2 separate regions of the Homo sapiens genome follow, and region 1 is linked to region 2. A link is a contact called in ENCODE Hi-C or POLR2A ChIA-PET data. All regions are on one chromosome and are shown on one strand. The core of a region is the stretch at or near the end of the contact, and the rest is flanking DNA. Distances in the headings are between cores, read along the strand shown.

Region 1 (7,643 bases), core at 3,629-6,128, 970 kb after region 2:
TCATTTCTTAACCTCTGAGCCCCAGAGGGAAAATGAGAATAAATGACTTGTCCAAGGTCAGCCAACAGAAGTAATTCTTTGATTGTTACAGTTATCACTTAGAAGCTTAACAGTATGCCAGGTACCCTTTTAAGGAGTATACATGTATGCAGAAAACCTAACACACAGAAAGTACATGATAAATCTGCCATTATTATTGTGAAGAACTTAATACACAGTTAAGAGTCTTTCTTCCTTTGATCCTCAAAGACAGGAAACAGCCCCGTCTCTCTGTCACAGATAACCCTTAGTGCATTACTACATCTCCTCAAGTCTACCTGCTCCTCTGAGCCACAGGGATAGCCTCTTATTGACTGGGAATTTGAGAGCCCTCGTTGAGAACTTAAGGATTATGCTTGGCACACAGTAGCACTTGATAAAAGTTCTGACATGCCAGGTGCAGTGGCTCACGCCTGTAATCCCAGCACTTTGGGAGACTGAGGCGGGCGGATCACAAGGTCAGGAGATCGAGACCATCCTGGCTAACACGGTGAAACCCCGTCTCTACTAAAAATACAAAAAAAATTAGCTGGGCGTGGTGGCGGGCACCTGTAGTCCCAGCTACTCAGGAGGCTGAGGCAGGAGAATGGCGTGAACCTGGGAGGAGGAGGTTGCAGTGAGCTGAGATCGCGCCACTGCACTCCAGCCTGGGCAACAGAGTGAGACTCCGTCTCAAAAAAAAAAAAAAAAAAAAGTTCTGACACATAGGCTACAAAAACTGTCCCCATCCTCCCTAGAATAGCAGACACTCCAAAGGCTACGGGGTAACTGATCAACTATCCTTATAAAATCTAGAGACAGAACACCCAGGTTTAAGCCCTCTGTTCCAGACATACTGACCTGCTATATGGCCGCTGATCCTCAACATCCTCATATAAAAAGTCAGAGAAATAATCAGAATCCTTCTCAAATGACATACCTCCACTGGCTCAACATATATTTATTGAGCACCTAATATGTTTCACATCTTATTCTAAGTATTGGGATACAATAATGACTAAGAACAAGATCACTGATGGAACTTACATCTAATGTAAGACAATCTTAAAAACAAGATTCAATAACTTAATTGCCTTGATGGCCCCAATTAATGGCCTTCCTGTAGCCACACCCTTCATCCTATAATTTCTACTCCCCTCTCACTCTGAATGTGGGCTGGTCTTGTGACTTGCTTTGGTCAATAGAATGTAGTGAAAGAGGCCAGGTGCGGTGGCTCATGGCTGTAATCCCAGCATTTTGGGAGGTCAGGAGTTCGAGACCAGCCTGGCCAACACAGTGAAACCCACCCTGTCTCCACTAAACATACAAAAATTATCCAGGCATGGTGGCTCGCACCTGTAATTCCAGCTACTCGGGAGGCTGAGGCAGGAGAATCGTTTGAACTCAGGAGGCTTGAACCCAGGAAGTTGCAGTAAGCTGAGATCATGCCACTGTACTCCAGCCTAGGCAACAGAGTAAGACTGCATCTCAATTAAAAAAAAAAAACGTAGTGGAAGTGATGGTTCCAGTTCTGCATTTAGTTCTCAAGAGGCCTGGTGTGCTTCCACTCTTGTCTTCTGAGCCCCTGCCATTGCCATGAGAATACCATGAGAATAGCCTGGACTAGCCTACTGGAGGACAAAAGGCCATAGGGAGGAAAGCCAAGATGTTCCAGCTGACAGCCAGTCGCTCCCTCATATACCCAGCGAGAGCTCCCACTCAGCTTTCAGTGGGCATAGGAGGGAACCCAGCCAAGACCAGAAGAACTGCCCAGCTGAACTTTGCCCATTGCCAACTGTGGAATTATTAGCTAAATAAATGATTGTTGTTGACGGCCACTAAATTTGAAGGTGGTTACACAGCGAGAGCTGACTGATACACAGGTAATGTCTGGTCATTCACGGAAGATGAAACTGAAAGAACGGCTGTCATTCAGGTGCTTGCTGTACCTGAAACTTGACTGAAAGGACCTTGTAAACTGTAAAGTGAGGTGTTGCTTGTCACCCCTCTACCAGGCAGGTAGTTGACACCGATCTACCCAAAGACGTACACCCTTCATCCTCTACCTTGCAAGAGAGGATGTTCCCAAAGGTGGAGAAGGTATCATATAAAGCCTTGTTGTCAATGGAGTCCTCCAGGTTCTTGATGAAGATGTTGCCCACACCTGACTTGCGAAGTCCTGGGTCTCGCTGGGACCACATGATGCGAATAGGCTGGCCTTTGAGCATCTCAAAGTTCATTGTGTCCAGTGCCCGCTCCGCTGGACAGAAGGAAGAGGAGAGAAATTAGCAAGTTTAGGGAATTTTCTTACCTTGATCACCCACCCCTCGAGGTGCTTAACTGGGAGCCAATAAAGAGAAAGTCATTGTCTGGGTCCCAGACAATAAGCCAAGATAAGAGCCCAAATAACTGAGATAAGAGCCCAAAGGCTCAGGAAGGATAAGCTGAGAATTAGTGTGTATGGTGCTCCCCCAACCTTCCAGTTATGATCTCATTCAACCAACTCCCTGCAGCCACATGAGCATGGATTCCTGCCCCTCATTTTACAGATGGGAAAACTGAGAATAAGAAACATGAAAGGTCTGTGGCAGCGTCAGGTCTATTCTGGATTCTAAAGTACACTGAGTGGATAACAATGTCCATATGACAAGGGGTGGCAGCACTTTGAGGAAATTAAAACTCAGAGGTGCTGCAGGGCAGAGCTGAGGTTAGATCTCAAGCAGTCCGGCTCTGGGGAAAGTGGACATTACCTCTCTGAGCCTGTTCCTCACCTGTAAAGGGGGAATGATGGTAATATTACCTACTTTTCCACACCTAACAAAGGGAGATACTACCAACTACCAGGTTGTTGGAGGGACTGAAAAATAAAGAAGGTATGTAAAAGTGCCTTGTTTGTAACTTTGTGCCTGACACAAAATAATGTCTCAAAACAGCAGCCGATGCCCAGCCTCCGGCCACTGCTGCAGCCTGTGTCTCTCCTGGGTGATACACGTGACCTGTTTCAGGGAGTCTGCTAGTGCAGAGACATGGAAGGGGGCTGTGGGGAACACAGTGGAGCAAGTTTCAGGAAGCCCGGATTCTCCACCTAGTCTTATCATAAATACCTGGGGCAAAACCCTTCTCTCTGCAGCACGGTTTCCAGGCCGAGTCCCACTTCATTCACAGGGCTTGGAGGAAGATGGGAAGAGGCAGGAGGTGGAGCAAAGCAGAACAAACAGAAAAGTGCCCAGGAATCCAGCCCAGTAAGGGGCGGGGAACAGGCCCGGCGGAACAACCCCTTCCCTAGCAAACCACCCACTCAGGCAACCACCAGGTTCACCCAGGCGACCTGGCGCAAGGGATCCCTCTAGTGGACGCCGGCCATTTTTTGGGTGAGTTTCTGGAGTCTTACATCAGAATGTTAAAGCCACTATTTTCGTTGTTGTTTCTTTTTTGTTTGTTGTTTTGTTTTGTGTTGAGATGGAGTCTCGCTCTGTTGCCCGGGCTGGAGTGCAATGGCGCAGTCTCGGCTCACTGCAACCTCTGCCTCCCGGATTCAAGCGATTCTCGTGCCTCAGCCTCCCCAGCAGTTGGGATTACAGGCGTCCGCCATCATGCCCAGCTATTTTTTGTATTTTTAGTAGAGAAAGGGTTTCGCTATGTTGGCCAGGCTGGTCTCGAACTCCTGACCTCAAGTGATCTGCCCACCTCGGCCTCCTAAGATGCTGGGATTACAGGCGTGAGCCACTGCGCCTGGCCTTATTTATTTATTTATTTATTTATTTATTTATTTATTTATTTATTTTAGGTTACCACTTAAGAGCGTTTACGAGGTAACAAGCAGTTACCATTCTTTATGCATAGACAGCAGTTCTCCATTCTTTATGTTATTGGAGAATACGCCTTAGCCCCATTTTGCAGATGAAAAGGTGCAGAGCGTGAAGGCTTGCCCAAGCTCACTCATCCTCTCCACTCTCAACAGAAGTGCAGGCAAACTCATCGGACAAGCTCTAATCAATGCTATCAGCTCTGAGAAAGCGGCCTTGCGGCCTGGAGGCAGCGGTTTTTCAGAGCCCGTGCAGGTAGAGGCGCCCAGTGTGGATCTCACGTCGCGCTGGGAAAGGCCTGAGCCCAAGGCTGGGTTCTCCTGCCTCCCCTGCTCACCAGCTGTGTTGCCTTGGGCATCTTCCTCACCAGGTGCTTTGAATCTCTCATCCTCACAAGCACTCTATAAGGCAGCTAGGACCCCCATTTTCCAGACACGCATCTGAAGCTCAGAATGGTCGAGTAACTTGCCCAGAGTCACACGGCTGCTGGGCTTCTATCCCTGGTCCGCCTGACCCCCACCCCCACCCCCACAAAGCCTGTATCTGTTTTCACTCGACCCTAATCTCTCTCCTCTGTAGAGGAATAGCAGTAAACCACACTAATTACCAATTCCCGTCTCAGGGGCCAGGCCTCTGCCAACGCCCTGTTATCTTTGAGCCTCAGTTTCCCCGGCTGCAAAGTGTAAGATGAAAGCGCAAGCGGCCCAGTTCCGGCTTCTGTCTGTCCGCCTGCTTGTCCGTCGGTCCTTCCCCTCCCGCCCCATCCCCGGGGCTCACCGTCCGCGGGCTGCTGGAAGTTGATGTAGGCGTAGCCCAGCGAGCGCCGGGTGGCTACATCGCGGCACACGCGGATGGACAGGATGGGGCCGGCGGGAGAGAACTTCTCATAGAGCATGGCCTCGGTCACGTCGGGGTGCAGATCGCCCACGTAAAGCGAGGCAAGCGGGTAGCCAGAACCGCTGGCGTTCATGGTGGGCAGGGGGCCGGGGCTGCGGGGCAAGCAGGAGCCGGGTCACCCAGCAGCCCCGCGCTCACCCGGGCGGAAGCCCTCCTTCCTGGGCGCGGGCCCGCCCCTTCCCTTTACCGCCCCCGCGTCCCTGCGCACCAATCGTGGGCGCGCTCGGACGCCCCTCCCCCGGGATCCCTCCTGGGCCCACCCCCCACCTGCGAGCACTTGGGGATCTAAAAGCTACAGGTGGGGACACCTCTGACCCCGCCCTGGGAGGCGGAAAAAGCCTTCAACCTGGCCTTGAGCAGGGCTGCTGGGACTTGAGTGGAGCTCTCAAAACCCCCAGCTCTTTTGAAAGAGCCGAGGACTGGGACGGAAAGGACGCAGGGGACTGAGTTCTAACCCCGGAACAGATGATCATCTTTCTGAACCCGTTTCCCTTCTCTGTAAAATGGGAATGATTCCCTCCTGACAAGAATGAAAGGAGACCCAAACCGCGCTTTTTGCGTTTCACACACAAACGGAATTCCGAACAGGCCACTGTTTCAAAGCTTGTGTAGAGAATTTTACCCTGCTCCATTGAAGATGTCTTCCTCCAGAGAGCCTGATCCAGTCCCACCGTTTCGCACCAAGGATGGAAATGGCTTTGAGACATGAGAACTGGAGACCACTAAGGCCTTTCTTGGTACTGGCTCATATTACCAAGACCCCTTTTCCTGGGATATTCCCTGTCCCTCTGCTAAGCCATTACACATCCATTACACCAGGGAGGTTCACTGAGTTACTTGTGGCTCAGCCTAAATGCGGACAATTGGGAACTAATAGCAGAGCAAGACCTAAACAGAGCAAGACTGTGAATCTGAGCTTGCAGCGTCAATCTGTGGTATAGGGACATTAAAAACAACACAAAAACAAAACAACTACTCCACTGAGCACCAATACTTCACTTTTCCTCTGATAGGACTTTCCTGGTCTCACTGATCCAACAGAGCAGGTAGGCCCCCACTGACTTTTGGTTGAGTGTGGCTTCAACAGGTGGAACAGCTCCTAAACTAGGGACAGAAGGTGCCCATCTGGCTGTCCAGCCTCAGAGTAGCAAGGAAGCACTAATTCTAATCTTGGGCTAAAAAAGACCCCTCTATCCTGATATTTTTCTCTCCTTGTGGTAATGTGGATGTTTTCAGAAGGGGCAAATCCTGTGAGGAACCAGCTCTGCAGGCCACCATACAGTGTGAGGACAGGTGAGACGCCAGCTTGGTGATGACCAAGACTTATGCAACCATAGGTTACCTATTTCACTGGCTTGGTTGTATCTCAGAGTTAAAAAATGGGGAAGGGATGGTGGGCTCGAATACAATGCAAAATAACTGTCCATACCAAATCTTAGAAGTCACTAAAGAGGACCTAATACCTGCATGGTTTGTTGTGGAAGGTAGAGAGGTATCAAGTAACGGGTGTAAAGAGGCTGTTTAATTAATGGTAATTTCTTCCCCTGGATAACACCTTGACTTCTGGTCCTAAATAATGAAATAAAACTGTTTGCCTATTTTTAAAGAAAACAGAGTTAAAAATAAGTGTGATCAGAATAGTTAGCTAGGTCTGGTAACAACAGAGATGGTGGTGACACATCAATTCACAGGCAACTAACTGATAAAATTTTTATTTCACTTTTGAATTTTTACACTTTTCCTGATTATTCTGTGTAAGGTGAAACTAGAACTGTTTAAAAGACATACACAAATCTAGTACATCAATAACCGGGGATTTTTCTTTTTTGCTATACTATTTTCACAACCACGGGTGTGCTTGCTAGGCAATATAACCATCACAGAAGCAAACGTTAGGCAGAATACTGGTAAGAAAAAACAAAGCAAGAAAAGAGCTACCAGATATACAGACAGGCTTGGTTCCACATTCACTACTGCATTTTCAAGCGCCAAGTATTAACTGCACATTTTTGTTCAGCTAGAAAGGAGGGATTTTTTTTTTTGTTTTTTTCTTTTTTTTTGGTTTGTTTTAAATCAGTGCATAAATTTTTCTTTTCTCATTTCAGCAGATGGACAAACAGATGGACTCTACAGCTAAGTGGAATATCAAAGGTAGAGGGGTGATTCTGTGAGACTGATAGGCCTGACTATTCTCAATTCTCCCCACTGCAGTGTTCACGCAACTTCCCTGAATATAGGGTCTCCTTAAACACATCTGAGCACTGACCTGGATGAGTGCACTTGGGAGACCTGGTGACAGGCACAAAAAGCATGATCAGGGCTAGCCTCAATACAGGGAGAAATCATGGATATTTAAAAATACTTTTTTGATTCAGATTCCGGTATGACTGAAGAGCAACACCGTGTTGAGAACTGGAGGAAGACAGGGTTCTGGTGCCAGAAGCTCTTCTCCAATCTTTAAAGCCAGGCTTGCTCACCAAGGTGCTCAGTAATGTCTCTCACCCCTGCCCATATATAGCATTAAAAAGTGAACAAAAGACAGATAAAGATAGAATTCAAAAAGGAAAAAAAGTAAGGAAGCAGAGGGACAGAAACTTAGAAGAGAAAACCAAGGTCAACAGTCAAAAAGGATGGTGGGAAAGAATGTTTAGATTTCAAAATTTAAAAGCCCCGAGCTAGGAAGAACCTGAAAACTGAGTACTCCTCAAGTGAAAGGCCATCTCTACAGAACATCATTCCTTTTTTTGTTTTTTGTTTTCTTTTTTGGAGATGAGGTCTCGCTATGTTGCCCAGGCTGGAGTGCAGTTATTCACAGGTGCAACCACAGGGCACTGCAGCTTTAAACTCCTGGGCTCAAGCGATCCTCCTGCCTCAGCCTCCCAAATAGTTGGGACTAGATGCACGCACCACCACGCCTGACTC
Region 2 (7,160 bases), core at 2,571-5,070:
TCTTAGACCAGGGGTTGCCATTTATTTTATTTTTTTTAGATGGAGTCTCACCCTCCCAGGCTGGAGTGCAGTGGCAGCAGGATCTTGGCCTACTGCAACCTCTGCCTCCCAGGTTCAAGCGATTCTCCTGCCTCAGCCTCCCGAGTAGCTGGGATTACAGGGCCCCCGCCACCACACCTGGCTAATTTGTGTATTTTTAGTAGAGACAGGGTTTCACTATGTTGGCCAGGCTGGTCTTGAACTCCTGACCTCAAGTCATCTGTCCACCTCAGCCTCCCAAAATGCTGGGATTACAGGCGTGAGCCACCATGCCCAGCTGGATTGCCTGCTTTTTTAAAGACCTTTGAGCTAAGAAAGGTTTTTACCTTATGAAAATGTTAAAACAGGCCGGGTGCGATGGCTCACGCCTGTAATCCCAGCACTTTGGGAGGCCGAGGCGGGCAGATCACGAAGTCAGGAGATCGAGACCATCCTGGCTAACACGGTGAAACCCCGTCTCTACTAAAAATACAAAAAATTAGCCCGGCATTGTGGCGGGCGCCTGTAGTCCCAGATACTCGGGAGGCTGAGGCAGGAGAATGGTGTGAACCCAGGAGGTGGAGCTTGCAGTGAGCAGAGATTGCGCCACTGCACTCCAGCCTGGGTGACGGAGACAGACTCCTTCTCAAAAAAAAAAAAAAAAAAAAAAAGAAAAAAAATATTAAAACAAAACCAAGAATATACAACAGAGACTGTATGTGGCCACCTGAGTAAACTAAACAGATTAAGATTTGCTGACTCCTGTCTCATTGAGCTAGACACATGCTAGGTAGCAGGCCATGGTAGATGAGAAGACCCTTCAACCTTGTCCTTGTTGTCCTTGTTCTGGAAGGAGGGCCCACGGAAGTACAACAGTGTAAGGGAGTGTGTGTGTGTGTGTGTGTGTGTGTGTGTGTGTGTGTATGGGTGGATGTGAGTGTGCACAGGTGCATGAGCATCTCTGGGCATCGAGAATAATCAGAGTTGGACCTGCTCATAAGGCCCAATCCAGCTGTCGGCCAGTTCCCGCAGGGTGCTATACCTCCGCTCAAACTCCTCCTTGGTGCAGTGCTGCAACAGCTGACCCACCTCCTCGGTGAGGTGAGTCACTGCCAGGTGCTTATCCAGGGTCTCACTCCACTTGCTGCCCAGGATGCTGTCTAGACTGGTAGCACAGCCTGCCGTCCACTGAGCCGGCAGCATGTCGGGCTGGAGCACCTGGCGGCGGGCACTGAGCATGGCTAGGATGTGGCGGCAGGGCAGGTGGAAGGCCTGGTTAAAGTAGCAGCTGCAGCTGGCAGGGGGCTGGGGCTGCACCTTATGGGTATCTTCCAGGATCTGTATGTTCATCTTTTCTGAGCCAGAGCCAATGAGGTGTGTGGATTTCTGGACCACAGCAAGCTCGCCCAGGCACAGTTGGGCTGCTGGCCCTGTGCAGATGGCATTGAGGGAGTGCTGGATGTGGGATTCTACCAGCTGCTCCAGTTTGGGGCTTTCGGGGATGGTGTCTGAGGGAGCATGATTGTTCTGGGCACACAGGCCCTGGTTGAAGTTTGCCTTGTCTGCAGAGTTCTGCTGCATGTAACGGAACAGAGAAGCCATACCTTGTTTCTCAGATGGGGTGGTACCAAAGAACTGGCTGAGGATGTGGGTGGTGACCTCGAGGCTCTGGAAGTAGTGGCTGCTCTCAGCTCGGCTTCTCCAGCGGTGAGCCAGCCAGATGCGGTCGTTGAGCAGCCAGTGTGAGTGAAGCTCGGGCAGCTTGGCTGGAGGGATGCAGTTGCTCAGGAGTGTATACAACTTTCTCAGGTTGCCTGCTGTGGCTGAGCACATTGTGCTCTGCAGGGAGGTCAGGAGCAGCCTTTCCACGGGCCGTTCAAGGGACAGCTGATAGAACTTGGCCTGGAGGAACTTACAAATGTGGAAGGCTGAGAGAAGGACCTCAGCTGTGGGGAACTCCATAGCTAGGATAGGCAGTGGAAGGAAATGAGGATCCACCAGGATGGTACAGACTCTCTCCCATGCTGGATTAAACTTCTTGAATACTTGGAACATCTGGGCCAGGCCTTCAGTGTCCTCCTTGGCAGGGATGGCAAAGTAGACTGCTCGGGCAAGATGACCCTCCAGCTGCACCCGAGGTCCATCCACCAGGAAGGTATATAAGACCTTACCCCTTGGGTTATAGGTCCGGTGGATAAATAAGATCTCAGGGAAATGGTCAAAGACACTTTGCATAAAGCAGCTCTGGTAGTTGAAGGTATCTAACTGGGCAGTCTTGTTAACCTGGTGCAGCAGCATAGGTGGGCTTGAGTCCTTAATCAGGAGCCCATTCAGCATTGTCAGGGCCATGGGAGAGATGGGAGCTGTCCAAATGCCAAGGTCAAAATACTTTCTTTGCAGGGCAGCTGACCACGGGGCTTTGAGTCTCTCAAGCATCAAGTAAGTTGAGGCTGGAGGCTAGACAATCATTCCCAGATCTTTTTTCCAAAGATGGGCCTATGGAGAGTAACAGAGGTTTAAGGAGACAGCAGGGACCTGGCTCTTCAATTATTCATCCACACAATATTTGTTGAACACTTACTATATGTCAGCACTGTTCTAGGGGAAGATACACAATAAACATGTAAACAAATAAGCAAATATATATCCAATAATGAAGCTTACAAAGACCATAAACCTGAGTAACATGTCAGAGAGTAAGCTGGGGAAGGGAGGGATACTTTAGTTAAAGTGGTAATGGAAGGCCTCTCAGGGGAGAAGGATGACATTGGAGCTGAAATCTAAATGATAAGAAGTTAGCTATGGAAAGATATGGTTCCAGGGGATTTAAATAGGTATGGCCAGAGCTGCATATGGCCTTTTAAAAAAATAGCATTCTAGCCAGGTGCAGTGGCTCACACCTGTAATCCCAGTACTTTGGGAGGCCAAGGTGGGCAGATAACTTGAGGTTGGGAGTTCGAGACCAGCCTGGCCAACATGGTGAAAACCCGTCTCTACTAAAAATACAAAAAGAATTAGCCGGGTATGGTGGCCCATGCCTGTAGTCTCAGCTACTCGGGAGGCTGAGGCAGGAGACCTGCTTGAACCCAGGAGGCTGAGGTTGCAGTGAGCCGAGATTGCGCCACTGCACTCCAGCTCTGGGTGACAGAGTGAAACTCTGTCTCAAAAAATAAAATAAAATAAAAATACGATTTTATATTTATAAATGACTGATTGGCATCCATTCTTTCCTTTGGTCCTGGTATGTATAAGAGAACTGCAATTGCTCCAAACTTGCTGTGTTATCTTGGGCAAGTCAATGACCCTCTCTGAGCCTCAATCCCTTCCACCATAAAATATGGCTAACAAATGTGCATAGCTTCTCCTGCCTCTACTATATCCCTCTTTTAGCAGCAATACTCTATTCCATTGTTTCCTCTATTTGGCCCCAGACCGAGTTACTGTCCTCATTTTACAGATGATAAACTAAGGCTCAAAGAAGCTAAGTGACTTGCCCACCATTACTCTGTAAGTAGCTGAAAGTTGAGTCTTTGGTTCGGGATCCTGACTGCTGTCCACAGTACCTGGGGTCCAAAAACCAACAGAGGGAATACGGCCTTTGACCTCTCACCTCTAACCTGGGTGGGAGATGTGGATGTCTGACATTCCCAGAGTCCAGCTGGAGCCGGATGAGAAGAAAACCTCCCTCCCATCCCTTTGGGAGCTGTGTGACGGCTAACTGCGGTGATCCGCTGTCTCACACTTTCACCCCTTCAGGAAGCACTCACCCACAGCCAGGCTCCGTCGCCATTTCTCCCTATTTGACCCTGCCTCCGACTCTGACTGACATCCAAACTCACCAACCACAGCGTCAGCATCGCAGTGACTCGGACCAATGTCTGAGGAATTCGCTTTCAGGCTTTAGCACCACGGACCAATCGTAGCGTGACGATTCGCGGGCGGGCCGTGTTGCCAGGGTTACAAGGAGCTGGCTGGAGGTAAAGATACTTGCATCTGGGAGAGCTGAGCCTTGAAGCTGGAGCTCCGGGGCTTCCCTTCAGGCTAGGCGACTGGAAGGACACGTTACTATGGAAACTCCCTCAAAAGCAGAAAATGAAAAGGAAAATAAATAGCAGTTATATATATATTTTTTCTTTTTCTTTTTTTGAGATGGAGTCTCGCACTGTCGCCTGGGATGGAGTGCAGTGGCAAGATCTCGACTCACAGCAACCTCCGCCTCCCAGGTTCAAGCGATGATTCTCCTGCCTCAGCCTCCTGAGTAGCTGGGATTACAGGCACCCGCCACCACGCCCAGTTAATTTTTTGTATTTTTAGTAGAGACGGGGTTTCACCCTGTTGGCCAGGCTGGTCTCGAACTCCTGGCCTCGTGATTCGCCCACCTCAGCCTCCCAAAGTGCTGGGATTACAGGCGTGAGCCACCGCGGGTTTTGTTTTGTTGTGTGTGTGTGTGTGAAACTCTAAAGCCCCTGGAATTTAGGAAACAGTGCATATATAGTCATAACGCATATTCTACCTTATGGGGAAACTGAGTTCCAGGTCTCAAATTCTACTCCTCCTTCGGGGATCAGGAGCCCAACTTTTAGAGCTGAGGAAATCCAGATCCCCTTAAACAAGCCAAAACTTGGCATTCTCTAGCCCAACCCCCTCCAGTATTCTACAGAATGATGCCATGACTTATTTAGGGTCCTACTACAGTAGTGCAAGGGCCTACTAACTGGTCTCTTGTCCTCAGTTCCCTTGAAGATGGCAGACTTAGAAAACTGGGTGTTTACCAGGCCTTGGAGGATTAAGATTACCAACTAGCAACATCAAATCAGTGTTGGTACTTACGCATCGAAAATGTTATTGGGCTGGGTGCAGTAGGTCATCCCTTTAATCCCAGCACTTTGAGAGGCTGAGGCAGGTGGATTGCCTGAGATCGGGAGTTCAAGACCAGCCCGACCAACATGGTGAAACCCCATCTCTAAATACAAAAAATTAGGCAGGCGTGGTGGCACATGCTTATAATCCCAGCTACTCAAGAGGCTGAGGCAGAATCGCTTGAACCCAGTAGGCAGAGGTTGCAGTGAGCCGAGATTCTGCCATTGCACTCTAGCCTGGGCAACAAGCAACAAGAGCGAAACTCCATCTCAAAACAAAAAACAAAAAGGTGCTTATGTAAACCTAGAGGGGAAATCTGGGATTAGAACAGGCCAACATGCTAATTTTTACAGAGGAAACTGAGGTCAAAGAAATTGCCCACAGTTCCCCAGCAAGTTGCTGGCAGTCAAGTCTAAGATTCAGGTTTTTCCCCCACACCCTCCAGTCTATTTGGCCTCTTCCCGCTAGAATATAAGGAAACCTGAAATCAACCTTGAAGGCTTAGTTGTAGGAAGGAGGCAAATTAAGACGCAGATTGCCAAATCCTTGAATGTGAGGCATCAGGTTCTATTTGGCTCCACAACCCCATTAGGTTGCTAATACTTAATTTTCTTTTCTTTTTTTTTTGTTGTTGTTTTTTGCTTGAGATAGAGTCTCACTCTGTCACCCAGGCTGGAGTGCGGTGGCACGATCTAGGCTCACTGCAACCTCCGCCTCCTGGGTTCAAGCGATTCTCCTGCCTCAGCCTCCCAAGAAGCTGGGATTACAGGTGCGCCACCACGCCTGGCTAATGTTTGTATTTTTAGTAGAACAGGGTTTCGCCATGTTGGCCAGGCTGGTCTCGAACTCCTGACCTCAGATGATCCATCCACCCGCCTCGACATCCCAAAGTGCTGGGATTATGAGTGTGAGCCACTGCGCCTGGCCTCAATTTTCTTTAAAATTAATAAATCCACCTAGAGCAGCCACTTCCTAACTGTAAAGTCGAGTCCTATTGCTATGCAATTCCTCTTCCTTCCCTGATCAAGCAGAACACATTTCCCTTGTTTAATTTTATTAAAAACAACTTTAATATGAATAAAAAGTTACAAATAAGATTCTTCATAAAGAGCAGCAACAGCCAAAGATCATCCTCATTCCCTTTGTCCCTGAAAACAGGCCCTTTTACCAGACCGATTTTGTCTCACCCTAACCTGAGGCAGGGATTCATCTTTGCAGAGCAAATAAGATCTGATCTCAGGGGCTGGGGGAGGAAGAGGGTGACCTTGCAGCACGGAGATAACTTTGGCCTTGAACAACAACTGAGGCTCCCAAGGAATGCCAAAAGTAGGGCTGAAAAGGGGCAGATTGAAAGGACTGTCACACAGTGGAGTTCCCTTCCTCTCTACTGTAACAATATTCCTAGCCCCACCTAGGAAGACATTGGCTAAAATGCTAAACCCTAGTATGTCCTGCCCACTTTAAACTCTCACACTTCCAAGGAGAAGTGTTTGTGGTCCAATGCTTCAGCTAAAGTGCTTCAATAATGCATCACAGCTGTAGCAGGAGGGAATCCCTCCCCTTCTTCTTGCTTTCCCCAGAGGAAAGGGAGGCGGCCCACGTCCTTAAAGTCTCCTGGCTGCTGAAAGAGCTCAGATGGCTGGGAGGGGCCAGCCCAGATATCCACAATCTTGCGCAGGGTGGAGTAGCGTTCCTCCAGCTCTGGCCCCTCGGTCTGCATGAGCAGGTTTGCTAACTCCCTGCTTAGGTCCTGAATCATGTCGTTCCGTCCTTGCTTCTCAGGCTGGCCTGTGTTTGGGACCATACCACGATCCTGGAGCTCCCCATTGGGCCCAAGGAGGTACTGGTACTTCTTCTGCCACCGGCGGCACACCATGGCTTCACCAACCGGCTGCTGGCTGGTGTGCAGCAGAGCCAAAATGTGTCGGCATGGCAGGTGGTACCATTGTTGAAAGGAACAGCTGCAGCTACAGCCATCTTTGCTAACCTGGTGAGAGTCCTCTAGCAGCTGAACGTCCACTGAAGAGCCAGCCATGTCCACCAGGTGGGTGGAGTTCTGTACCACCTCCCACTCATTGTGGCACAGCTTGTAGGCTAGTTCAGAGCCACTCTGGTGCAAGGTGTCCAGCATGCCAACCTGCGAGGGCGGCACTTGTGACTGCTGCTGTACCTGTACCTGCTGTGCGTCTGGCTTGGTCTCTTCTGCAGGGAGGCTGGTAAGGCTCTCTCCACAGATTCCAAAAGCCTTCTTGGACTTCAGTGGCATGCTTGCCGGCCGAGCT

What was found. Hi-C counts contacts between places; a loop is a spot of excess contacts on that map. ChIA-PET counts read pairs that join two places held with the same protein, here RNA polymerase II (POLR2A). Pooled maps may share reads with other maps.
Region 1: a loop to region 2 is called in a pooled map, with 3 times the contacts of the local background. The contact joins the promoter of PABPC1L here to the promoter of ZSWIM1 in region 2. A Hi-C loop is called at or near these places in 2 of 50 pooled maps. POLR2A ChIA-PET finds 5 or more read pairs at or near these places in 2 of 52 experiments (Caco-2 and PC-9).

The regions. Positions count from the first base shown.
Region 1 is chr20:44,907,295-44,914,937 of GRCh38, reverse strand. PABPC1L (poly(A) binding protein cytoplasmic 1 like) reads right to left here and starts at 4,878. Exons shown (of 15, transcript NM_001372179.1): 1 at 4,602-4,878; 2 at 2,085-2,278. The coding sequence starts at 4,794. It overlaps YWHAB (tyrosine 3-monooxygenase/tryptophan 5-monooxygenase activation protein beta), which reads right to left. Exons shown (of 6, transcript NM_139323.4): 6 at 6,406-7,643. RefSeq lists a silencer at 4,695-5,024.
Region 2 is chr20:45,877,887-45,885,046 of GRCh38, reverse strand. It overlaps ZSWIM1 (zinc finger SWIM-type containing 1), which reads right to left and starts at 3,820. Exons shown (of 2, transcript NM_080603.5): 1 at 3,786-3,820; 2 at 1-2,514. The coding sequence starts at 2,454. The coding sequence ends at 997. ZSWIM3 (zinc finger SWIM-type containing 3) reads right to left here. Exons shown (of 2, transcript NM_080752.4): 2 at 5,925-7,160. The coding sequence ends at 6,398. RefSeq lists enhancers at 3,731-3,810, 4,061-4,110.